2 separate regions of the Homo sapiens genome follow, and region 1 is linked to region 2. A link is a loop called in an ENCODE intact Hi-C map of the cell type or tissue named here. Cell type or tissue: heart left ventricle. All regions are shown on one strand. Each heading gives the region's core, and the rest is flanking DNA. Links, peaks and the distances in the headings are about the cores only.

Region 1 (5,806 bases), core at 2,133-4,632, 89 kb after region 2:
AGGATTTGCACATTTCATTATATGTACATTTTACCTCAAAAGAAAAATACCGTAAACGATACTGAACTCCAGTTAATGACATACAATGCTGAAGTGTTTAGGTAGAAAGGTACTGATGTCTGCAACTTACTTTGAAATACATTGTTTAAATCAAGATGAGCCGATGTGGTGGATCCCCGTAGTCCCAGCTAGTCCTTAGCTACGGGGAGGCTGAGGAGGGAGGATCACTTGAGGCCAGGAATTCAAGACCAGCTTGGGCAACATAGCATGACTCTGCCTCTAAAAAATGAACTCAAGATGGGGAGATGGGTAAAGGGAAGGACAGAGAGGTGGTAACGTGAGTCTACGACGATATTAATGGGAGAATCTAGGTGGTGGGTATCTGGGTTTTCAACTTTGATGAGTGCTTGAACTTTTTCATAGCAAAAGGGGGAAGTGTCCCTAGCTGCTGTGTGGCCACTGTGTGAGGGACAGAGTGGTCTCAGGGACAGTCTGATTAGAGGCTATGGTGAGCGTCCAGGAGGGACTGGTGCCTTGGGCCGTGCGACAGTAGGGACATTGAGAAGGCATCAAACACAGGATCTATTTTGCAACCAACAGGATTTGCTGGGAATCTGGATGTGTGTGTGTGGCCGGCGTGGGCGTGGTCAGCACAGGTGTGGTGGTTGTGGGGCAGGTGTGTGTGTGGCAGGTGTGAATGTACAGCCGTGGGAGTCAAGAGGACTTGCAGGTGGCCTTGCTTTCCTAGATATTGGTGGCAGTGGGACAGTCTGGGCAGGTTAGCGAGGGGTGACGTTGCATTGGGCCCTCCCCAGGCATCCCAGGGGAGATGGTGGGCGGGGCACTGTGAACCTGGAGCAGGGAAGAGAGGTCCATTCTCCAGCGTAGATGCAGAAGGCTTGGTACAAATGGAATTTCAACTCTAGGGCTCCATGGAGACCCTGGGGTGTCTGTACCAGTCAGGAGCCCTCCAAGGGTAAGAGGTGGGACTGGCAGAAAGTGAGGGGGAGAGCAGGAGAGTGTGAGGTGCCACAGAAGCCCGGAGGGAAAGAGCTCCAGGGAGGAGGTGCGCCACTGCCCCGTGTGCACACTGCTGCGTGCAGAGGCCAGGGAAGCATCTGGGTTTGGGTCAAGAGCCGGTCCCTTGGAGTGAGGGGCCTGAGTCCAGCTGCAGAGGGGCAGGCAGGGCCCCTGCAATGCCTCCCCCAGGAGCACCCCTCCCTGGGGTCTGTGTAGATGGTGCTCCCCAGAGTGCTGCACACAGTGCCCCTGGGGGGAGAATGCTCTGAAAGGGGGGGCAGAGAAGAGACGGCAGTTGGAAGTGGGGAGGGGAAGGGGAGGGAAGGTGAGAATGCAGTGTCCATTCCCAGGTCTTATGGGATGGCATCACTGAGGGACATTCAGAGAGTGGCTTGAATCACACACTTAGTCTTCGCTGGGGGACAGTGGGGCTCTGAGGCTGAGGCTGGGCCACAGAGTGACATGACAGCTGTCCTAGAAGGTGAAGGAGGTGCAGCATCTCCCTGGGCACGAGCCTTCTGCCCTCTGGGGTTCAGGGCAGGTGGGCACCCCCTTTGCTGGGCAGGTACCCGAGTTTCTCCACCCCCCACCTTCTCCCTTCCCTACTCCAGGGGACAGCTACCTGAGACAGCCCAGGGCCCAACGCTCGTGGGAGCTGGGACCCAGGGCCAAGAGAGGGGCTGGGCTTGGTCAGCGTGGCTAATCAGCAGTAGGAGGCTGAGGAGAACCCGGGGTCTCAAAGTGCCTCAATGAGCCTCCGCCAATATCCAGAGCCACAGCCCTGTCCCCATGTGACCACAGGGAATGGAGAAGGCCTTGCAGCTCTCAGGAGGCCTCAGGGTCTCCTGCCACAGCCCAGGTCCTGGGGCAGGAGCTAGCATGCCTTCCCAACAGGTAGGCTGTTCATCCTGCCTGTTCCAAGAATGGCCCCGTGTGATGTGAGGCCACCCAGACGGCCACTCTACAAGGCCTGTGCCCCAAATCTGGTTAAGGCCTGTCCCTTTCAGGGCACTGGGAACTGGCAAAACACAGAGACCTGCCGAATATCAACACAAAGTTCAAAGCCTTCAGCCGCCTCCTGCGAGACCAAAGTTAACTTGGGAAGTGGCTGTGAGAACCCCCCGGGGGGGAGCGGGGAAGCACCTGCACAGCCGGAGCCCTCCCGGGCGGCTCCCTGGGCCAAAGGAAGAATAGTGAGCAGGACACCGCCCCTGGCACCCACAGGTTTCACAACACATTGAAAAGTAAATGTCTCTTTTTAAAACTAGGAGCATAAAACCAGCTGGGCACGATGGTGCATGCCTGTGGGCCTAGCTCTTCATGAGGCTGAGGTGGGAGGATCGCTTGAGCCCAGGATTTCGAGGTTACAGTGAGCTATGATTGTGTCACTGCACTCTAGCCTGGGCAGCAGAGCAATCTCCTGTCTTTTAAAAATAATCATAATAAATAAATAAAAATAAAAATATGAGCCTGCCCTCAGAACTGTCATTAGACACACCCTCTGACCAGCACAAAATGGCCTTACTTCTCCCTGTGCCACACGGCAGCTCAGTGAGAGAAGCTGGCGGAATGTCGATCCACAATTCTCTCAACATTTGCAGAACACACAAGAGACCCAGGGATTCTTTTCAGTCTGAGGGGAACACAGTGCCCTTCTTGAAAGTCTGATTTACTCAGGAGTAGAGGTGGACCATCGAGCTTCACAATTTTCCAAAGATGACCTGGCCTTGGAGTTCGGGAGGAAAAGGCCATCTCACTCTCGCCTTTGCTCTGGGACAGACTCCATTCATCTCATGGGTTTGGCTACCCGAGGGCAGCCCCCACCACATATCCAGGAATGCCACATTTTAACACCTCAACACATCATGCCGTCGAGTATCCAGCAAGAAGCCTCCTGGGCGCAGAGCTCCTCACCTGCGGGGCACCTGCCTCTCCCTGCCTCTGAGAGTATCTCTTCCACATACTGAGGGTCACTTTGCTTCTTTTTTCCCATTGTGACCTTCCCACTGGAGCTTGTTCCACTCTGTCCAGGGGAAAGAGCAGCTGCCCATCCCAAGCCCAGCCTATCCAAACGTGGCCTCGCCCGCAGAAGGCCCCGCGTGCGGCCACAGTGGGCTGAACCTTCACCGTCCCCATGCCGCCTGACGGAGGGCAGCCCCTCCAGGGCTGTTCCTTGACCCCAAATGAGCAACATTAGCACAACCACTCAGAGTACAGGGAATTGCAGGGGCAGCGCAGCGATTGGCAGGTGGAAAGGACCTCCCGGGGCCCTGTGCCCATCACAGAGTCTTTACCTCTGTGGCTGAGATGCCGCTCCGCCTCCTCGGGTGCTTCCTTCCCTGAGCGCCGCCAGCAACTTCTCTGAGGGAAATAGCAGCTGCCTGGCCCGCTTGGCACAGCCACGTGCAAGACTGAGCAGCCGCCAGGAGTGTCCGGCCACCACGGGGCACCCAGGCACGGCAGCTTCACCTCTCCCTGGGCAGGAGGCTTGGCCAGAGGTCCTTAGCTGGAGGCAGAGGCCGGAGGCACCTTGGGGTCAGGAGGAGACGGAAGAAGCCGCGGAAGGAAAGGCGGCCTCCCCAGGGAGGTGCTGCTCCGGGCCCAGAGCCAGGCCCACAAAACAAAAGGAGCAGCGGCTGCCCTCTGAATCCAGAGAGGCCGGCAGAGGGGCAGCCCCAAAATGAGCATTTCTCGAAGCCCTGAGCGCAGGAGCCCGGCCGAGTAGCCTGATGTTCACAGTATCCACGGACAGACTGCAAAAGAAGCCCCACAGTGAAAAGAATCCTGGCAACTAATTACGTGAACAACCCAAGAACAGCTACTAGGATGCTGTCTTGCCAAGTACTATTTTCCCTGAAAAGAGGAATATCTCAGGACTATTTATATTAAAATAACATAAATGAATTATTTTATAATTTTCTGCTATAAAACTTTCATTGTATTAGAAATGCCCAGAAGTAGAAAGAAGAAAAATCACCTCCAGAAGATGGGTACTGCAACACTTTGTTCACTTTTAACCATGTACATTTATTTTTTGCCTGATTGTGATCATTTTGTGGTTTGCAATCTTTCCTTTCCTTCCTTTCTTCCTTCCTTTCTTTTCTTTCCTTCTTTCTTTCTTTCTTTCTTCCTTTCTTTCTTTCTCTTTCTCTTTCTTTCTCTCTCTCTCTCTTTCCTTTTCTTTCTCCCTCTCGCTCTCCCTCTCTTTCTTTCTTTCTTTTTTTTTTTTTTTGAGACAGAGTCTTACTCTGTCACCCAGGCTGGAATGCAGTGGCAGGATCACAGCTTACTGCAGCCTTGACCTCCCAGGCTCAAGCCATCTTCTCGCCTTGGCTTCCCAAAGTGCTGGGGTGATGGGTGAGAGCCACTGGGCAGCACTGGCCTCTGTTTGCAATTTCATATCAGTTTCTTCATAAATAAATGGCAGCTGTCTGCCTCTGCATCGTATCAGTGCGCATCAGGGCTGCCCTGGGTCTTGTAGCTGAGAGGCACCACTCACAATGTGCTGTGCCCCAGGATCTCCCTGGTCTTGTGCTATTTGGAAGAAGGAGTGCTGGGATTTATGTAAACTGTGTACATGATTTCTGTGTCCAACTTTTATGAGCACAACTGGTTTGCATTTTCAGTCAAATTTTATACCCCTCCAGCGGGGGACTATTTGCTTTTACACAACACGGAGCCCAACAGAGAGCCAGCTAGAGATAAAGCAGGCACTAGAAGATGTGTTGAAACCAGTGATGTATTACTCTATAGCCACTTTGGATTTTTAGAGACAGAGTCTCACTCTGTTTCCTATTCTGGAGTAAACTGGAGTGATTATAGCTCACTGCAGCCTCAAACTCCTGGGCTCAAGCAATCCTCCTGCCTCAGCCTTCTGGGTAGTTTGGACCACAGGTGTGAGCCACAATGCCCAGTCCCATGTATTGTTACATTTTTAAAAATAACCTACCCGCATGTTATAAATATGCTATATGCCAGAGTGTAAACTGCTCAGTAAATATTTACAGTGTGTTGTTGTAAACATTCTTGGTAAGTTTCACACTTGTATGAGGAGCTGCCTAAATGTAGAGTGTATATCATCCTGTTTTGCTCAAAGAATCTCAAATATCACTTTACCCAACATATCTATTCCTGAACTGGATTTGTATAAATAAAAAACAGTTTGACCAGTACCTGTAGCTCTAACTACTTGGCAGGCCCAGGCAGAAGGATTGCTTGAGCCCAGGAGATCTAGCCTGCAGTGAGCTATGATTGCACCACTGCACTCCAGCCTGAGTGTCAGAGTGACACCCTGTCTCTCATACAAATATTTTTTTAAAAGAAAGAAAAATAATAACAGACTCTGTTTGAAAACCAATTCACTCTCAAACTCATTTTTCATATTCCAGATGTTACAGTATGGTATGAGGCCACCACTTCTCTTGTTGGCCTTCTCAGTTTCTCCCCAACCTCCCCTTTTCCCTAGTTTATAAGACAGGAGAAAAGGGAGAAAGCAAAAAGTTGGAAAGAAACAGAAGTAAGATAAATAGCTAGACGACCTTGGCACCACCACCTGGCCCTGCTGGCTAAAATAATAATAATATTATTAACCCCTGACCAAAACTACTGGTGTTATCTGTAAGTTCCAGACATTGTATGAGAAAGCACTGTAAAACTTTTTGTTCTGTTAGCTGATGTATGTAGCCCCCAGTCACGTTTCTCACGCTTACTTGATCTATTATGACTTTTTCACGTAGACCCCTTAGAGTTATAAGCCCTTAAAAGGGCTAGGAATTTCTTTCTCGGG
Region 2 (5,806 bases), core at 1,166-3,665:
CTGGGTAGAGGGGTGGAGAGCATGGCCTTAGTGGGGCCATGGGTGGATGGGTGAGTGGGTGGATGGGTGGTGAGTAGGTGGATGGATGGGTGAGTGGGTGGATGGGTGGTGCGTGGGTGGATGGATGAGTGGGTGCATGGGTGAATGGATGGGTGAATGGGTGGGTGGATGGGTGGGTGGGTGGATGGGTGAGAGGGTGGATGGATAGATGGATGGGCGGGTGGCTATGTGGGTTGGTGAGTGGATGGAAGGATGGATGGGTGGGTGGGTGGGTGAATGGATGGACGCATGGGTGGGTGGGTGGATGGGTGCTGGGTAGGTGGAAGGATGGGTGAGTGGGTGGATGGGTGGTGGGCGGGTGGATGGGTGGGTGGGTGGATGGATAGGTGTGTGAGTGGATGGGTGAAGGGGTGGGTGGATGGGTGAGTGGGTGGATGGATACATGGATGGGTGGGTGGGTGGATTCTTGAATAGGTAGATGCACCACCCCACCTGTGGGGCCTTGGCCGCAACCCTTGCTGGCCTACAGGGTCAGCTGTCCCAGGACATGGCTCCTGAGACCCACTTGTGCTCTGTGCTTCCATTCACAGTCTGCAGACTCAAATAAACGGCCCTCCACCTTAGGAAGCCAGTTCAAACAGTCTCTGGACCAGCTGATGAAAATCCTGACCAACTGCCAGCCTTACTTCATCCGCTGCATCAAACCTAATGAGTACAAGAAGCCGCTGGTAATGACAGGAGGCTGGGGCACAGCAAAGGAGGGAGGAGGAGGAGGCTGATGGCCTCTAGGGTTGTGGTCACTCCCTCTGCCAGGGCCTGGCTAGCGTTAGAGCTGTTACTGCCCCTACCTTACAGATAAGTACACTGGGGTAAGGTGACCAGACTAGGTCATGTGAAGGTCAGTGACCTGCAGAGCTTTGGGTTGCTGAGACCTCAGTTCCCTTAGCTCCGCCATGCATCTTCTGTGCGTTCTTGGCCTGGCTCTTTGCTGCTGTGAGCCTCAGTTTTCCCTTCTGTTAAGTCAGACTTGCTCCTGCCTGCAGGAATGCACTGAGGGTTGGACATGAGGTTTGCAGTACATGTCCCATATGTAAACCACACTCAACAAAGGCAGAAATCAGTAATAGGACTTTAGAGGCTGACACCACTCCTTTCACCAGCCCTGCAGACAGTCAGCTTTACCTGCTGTGAGACGGTGAGGGGGTGAGAGCCCACACTCCCTGCCCACAACGGAGTCCCTGCTCCATTGGGTGGGGAGTCCCACCCAGAGGCCGCATATGCAGGGATTCCCCAAACTAGGAGACATCAGCTGAAACAATATAAAATGGTTTTATCCCCATAAGGGAATAAAAATATTACATGAAATTAAATGCTTTTTGGAAAGAATAAAACTATGTGAAATCGAGTTTGATCTGGGTGCAGTAGCTCACGCTTGTAATCCCAGCACTTTGGGAGGCTGAGGCGGGAGGATTGCTTGAGGCAAGCCTGGGCAACATAGTAAGACCTTATCTCTGCAAAAAAATTTAAAAGTATAAAAATTAGCTAGGTATGGTGGTATGTGCCTGTAGTCTCAGCTACTCAGGAGGCTGAGGGAGGAGGATCACTTGAGCCCAGGAGGTCAAGGCTGCAGTGAACTATGATCACACCACTGCACTTCAGCCTGGGTGACAGAGCAAGACCTGTCTCTAAAAAAATAAAATGAGGCTTGCCTTATGAAATCTAGGTTGCATCTTCCTTGAAGGCAAAATAGGCAGATGTGAGATAACCTATCTTGTTCCTTAACTGCTGGGAGAAGTAGCTGGGCTCCCAGAGACCCTTGGCTCGTTCAGACCCTGCCTACCTTGGGAGCTGGGAGTTGCAGGACAGGCAGGCAGGCCTGAGGCTGAAGCTCGGGGGTTAAGAGTGCCTCTGGCTGGGATATCTCTCATTGGTGGCTGCTCAGGGTTCAAACCCAGGCTCAGCCCCTTAGAAGCAAAACCCTATGCCTCAGCACCTCATCTTTAAGTTGGAGCCAATCACCCCCACCAGGTAGGAATGTTGTAAAGATTCAGTGAGAAACACCAGGCCCATAGGAAATCGTCAGTGAAGCGCAGCTAAACACTTACCCGAGGCTAAGCTCAGTGTGGCCTGGACCCCACCAGCAGTTGGCGCTGTGACCCTGCAGGTGGGGTAACAGTGCCTGCTGGTGGGTTTGCCACATCAGAGGGCGTTCCCCAGGGTCCCTCAGAGACTCCTGGCTTGTAGGTGGAGAGGGGCTCTCTAGAATCCAAGCCATGGCAGAGTCTTGGAACCCCTGCTGAAGCCTGACACCCCAGGGAAGGACATCATGCCATTTCTCTGCCAGTCACACTCGCCTCAAAGCAAAAGACGGCTCAGCTCCCTGGGGCCAAAGGCCCTCCACTCCTCCGCCCCAGCCACTCCAGGTCTCACTCTGACCTCCATCTCCAGGGAGGGAGAGACTAAGTTGATTAGGATATTTTCTGCCTCTGAGTAGATTTATTTTTTCATTTAACTATTGTGAGGGAGGCACCATGAAACTGCAAGTGCCTGCGGGGCAGCTTTCCACCCCGACCTATGTAGGCAAGGGGCGCTTAAAAACATTTTAAACTGGGCCAGGCGCGGTGGCTCAGGCCTGTAATCCCAGCACTCTGGGACGCCAAGGCGGGCGGATCATTTGAGCTCAGGAGTTGGAGACCAGCCTGGCCAACATGGTGAAACTCCGTCTTTAACTAAAAATACAAAACTTACCCGGGCGTGGTGCTACACGCCTGTAATCCCAGCTACTCGGGAGGCTGAGGCAGGAGAATCGCTTGCACCCAGGAGGCAGAGGTTGCAGTGAGCAGAGATCGTGCCACTGCACTCCAGCCTGAGCGACAGAACGAGACTCCATCTCAAAAAAATAAATAAATAAAATTTAAAAAATTTTTTTAAAAAAAGCATTTTAAACTGGGCATGTGCAGAGGACGTTTACATTCACAGCGCTTCGAGTAGTTGACAGTGATGGGAGTGCTGTGTTTCTGTGGGTGCCACAGTTTCCATGCTATCGACTTTTATCTCCTTGACAACATTACGGGTTTTTCAACTACTTGCACTACTCTCTTCAAAATGTAGCCTTACTGAAGTCGCATTTGTTTAGTTCTTCCATCTCTGGAGGACAGTGGGGGTGGGCGGGGCGGGGGGCTGGACACACTGACCTCTGGCTGTGGGCCCGTGCCCGGTGGTGGGGTGCCGGGAAGGGGGGTGGCTGGAAAGTGGGGCTTGCGCTGGGTCAGCGCCCGGTGTCCGCCCACAGCTGTTCGACCGGGAGCTGTGCCTGCGGCAGCTGCGATACTCGGGCATGATGGAGACCGTGCACATCCGCAAGTCGGGCTTCCCCATCCGCTACACGTTCGAGGAGTTCTCGCAGAGGTTCGGCGTGTTGCTGCCCAACGCCATGCGGATGCAGGTCAGCGCCCCTCGGGGACGGTCACCTCTGGCCATCCGCGGCCTTCCCCTCGGCCTTGGCACCTCCAGCCCCCAGTACCGAGGGGGTCTCCCGCTGCCCTCCCCGGCCCCAGCCTTGCGATGAGCCCTGTCCTTCCTCCCTCTCTCCTCCTCCCACCCTACCCTCTCCCTCTCCCAGCGCCGCGGAAGTGAGGGGGCTTTCCCTGGGGTCTGGGAGAGCTGGCGGCCGCAGCGGTTCCTTCTGGAACATGTCTGTAGTTGTACAGCAGACACGTTCTCTCCTACCGCGTCAGGGAGCCGAGGTGTGGCTAGAAAGCTACTGGGGCCCGAGGTTCTTCCTGTCCTGTCTGGAACCCTCAGCCATCCTGAGGCTGGGCCTGGCCTGGGCCGAGTCCCACAGCACATGGAGGCCCCGGGCCCCGAGTTCCCTCCTCACCCCAACCCCTATTCGAGGTTCCCGTTGTGCCTGTGCCTGGGCGGGGGTGGGCGGCAGCCCCTGATGGGGGAGCCTGTGGGAGAAGGAGGGAGACACCACCCCCAGAGAGCCGCCGAGGGGTCTCTGCCCCACCTCCCACCGATACCCCCGTTTGGTCTTGGCAGCTGCAAGGCAAGCTCCGCCAGATGACCCTGGGCATCACTGACGTGTGGCTGCGGACAGACAAAGACTGGAAAGCGGGGAAGACAAAAATTTTCCTGAGGGTGAGACCCCGAGGAACCAGCCAGCTGTCGGCCTCCTGCAGCATGTGGGCTTGTCAGCTCTTGCACCAGGCCCGGGGTCCATGGTCCATGTGCCCTGAGCCAATGACACTGGGCAGCAGCTCAAAGTGTGGTCCCCACCCTCAGGGCACCCCTGGATGTAGAACATCACGCTAGGGGACAATGAGGTGGTGGTGAGGGTACTGGGGAGGGCCAGCCCAGCCTGTGGAAGCCCAGGAGGCTTCTCAGAGGGGTACCTAGGGCAAGGCCTGAGGGTGCAGAGGAGGCGCCTTCCAGCCACAGGGCAGCACCCAGGAGCTCAGGGCGGTCTGCCGGTGTCCTGAGACCTGGCCTCCATCATGCTGGGAGCCACATCCTGCCATGCAGGCTTCCCTACACTGGGGAGGCCCAGCCTCTGCAGAGCCCGGAGGGCTACTGCTTTAGTGGAAGGGTGCTGTGTGTCAACTCTCCACAAAGCGACTTGTCCTTAGCGGGGCTTGTGCGAGCCTCACCACCACAACCTGCCTCCCCCAAAATGCACAGGGAGCTGAAGTCACACAAAGGAAGCTTCGGGGCCCTCCAGAAGTGCCATTTGGGTCAGAGCCACTGAGGAGGGAACCTTCCTGTCCCCTAGTCTCATAAGCCTCAGCGGGCCAGCACAGTGAGAGGGAAGAGGAATAACTGGGAGCAGAGCTGGGAGGATGCTTTGCCAGCTTGCCTGAGCTCCCACCCATCCCTGCTGCCCCTTCCTCTTCCCCCATAGTGCCTGCCCACCTGCCCTTATGTGTCCTCAGAGGGACGTCCTGGCCCCAGCCCTCGAGTCGGTCTGTCTGTCCATTTGGCTGTGCAGTAGTCAGGCTGTTCTGGGTCTCAGAGGCTAAGATGCGCGGGAAGAAGCAGAGTGGCTTCCAATTTAGTGGGGGAGGCAAGGCCAGCAGAGGGACCATCTCAGTGCACTGTGGGTTTGTCATAAATGGCTCTTATTATTTTGAGGCATGTTCCTTCAATACCTAGTTTATTGAGAGTTTTTTTTAACATAAAGCAATGTTGAATTTCATCAAAGGCCTTTTCTGCATCTATTGAGATAATCATGTGGTTTTTGTCTTTAGATTTGTTTATGTGGTGAATTACGTGTATTGATTTGCATATGTTGAACCAGTCTTGCATCCTGGGGATGAAGCCAACTTGATCGTAGTGGATAAGCTTTTTGATGTGCTGCTGTATTCAGTTTGCCAGTATTTTATTCAGAATTTTTGCATCGATGTTCATCAGGAATATTGGCCTGAAGTTTTCTTCTTTTGTTGTATCTATGCCAGGTTTTGGTATCAGGATGCTGCTGGCCTCATAGAATGAGTCAGGGAGGAGTCCCTGCTTTTCAATTGTTTGGAATAGTTTCAAAAAAAAGGGTATCAACTCCTCTTTGTACTTCTGGTAGAATTCAGCTGTAAATCCATCTGGTCCTGGGATTTTTTTCATTGGTAGGCTATTATTGCCTTAATTTCAGAACTTGTTACTGATCTATTCAGGGATTCACCTTTTTCCTGGTTAATCTTGGGAGGGTGTATGTGTCCAGGAATTCATCCATTTCTTCTACATTTTCTAGTTTATTTGCATAGAGGTTTTTATACTATTCTCTGATGGTTGTCTGTATTTCTGTGGGCTCAGT

What was found. Peaks named below come from ENCODE experiments on the same cell type or tissue, not always from the same donor. Only the 100,000 strongest peaks of a DNase experiment are listed, where the experiment ranks them.
Region 1: a loop joins it to region 2, with 4 times the contacts of the local background. A loop is called at or near these places in 44 of 110 quality-filtered maps.

What each region holds. Positions count from the first base shown.
Region 1 is chr2:127,678,006-127,683,811 of GRCh38, forward strand. It overlaps a transcript of LIMS2 not described here. Among named protein-coding and RNA genes, the nearest start is that of LIMS2, 5.4 kb to the left of the region's middle. In heart left ventricle, for the core only: no CTCF peak of the experiment used is centred there; a DNase peak (open chromatin) is centred at 3,526; H3K4me3 peaks cover 1,827 bases; H3K27ac peaks cover 1,640 bases.
Region 2 is chr2:127,589,502-127,595,307 of GRCh38, forward strand. MYO7B (myosin VIIB) reads left to right here. Exons shown (of 48, transcript NM_001393586.1): 16 at 591-728; 17 at 3,293-3,445; 18 at 4,045-4,143. Among named protein-coding and RNA genes, the nearest start is that of MYO7B-AS1, 38 kb to the right of the region's middle. In heart left ventricle, for the core only: CTCF peaks have their summits at 2,149 (motif pointing right) and 2,357; DNase peaks (open chromatin) are centred at 2,160 and 3,271.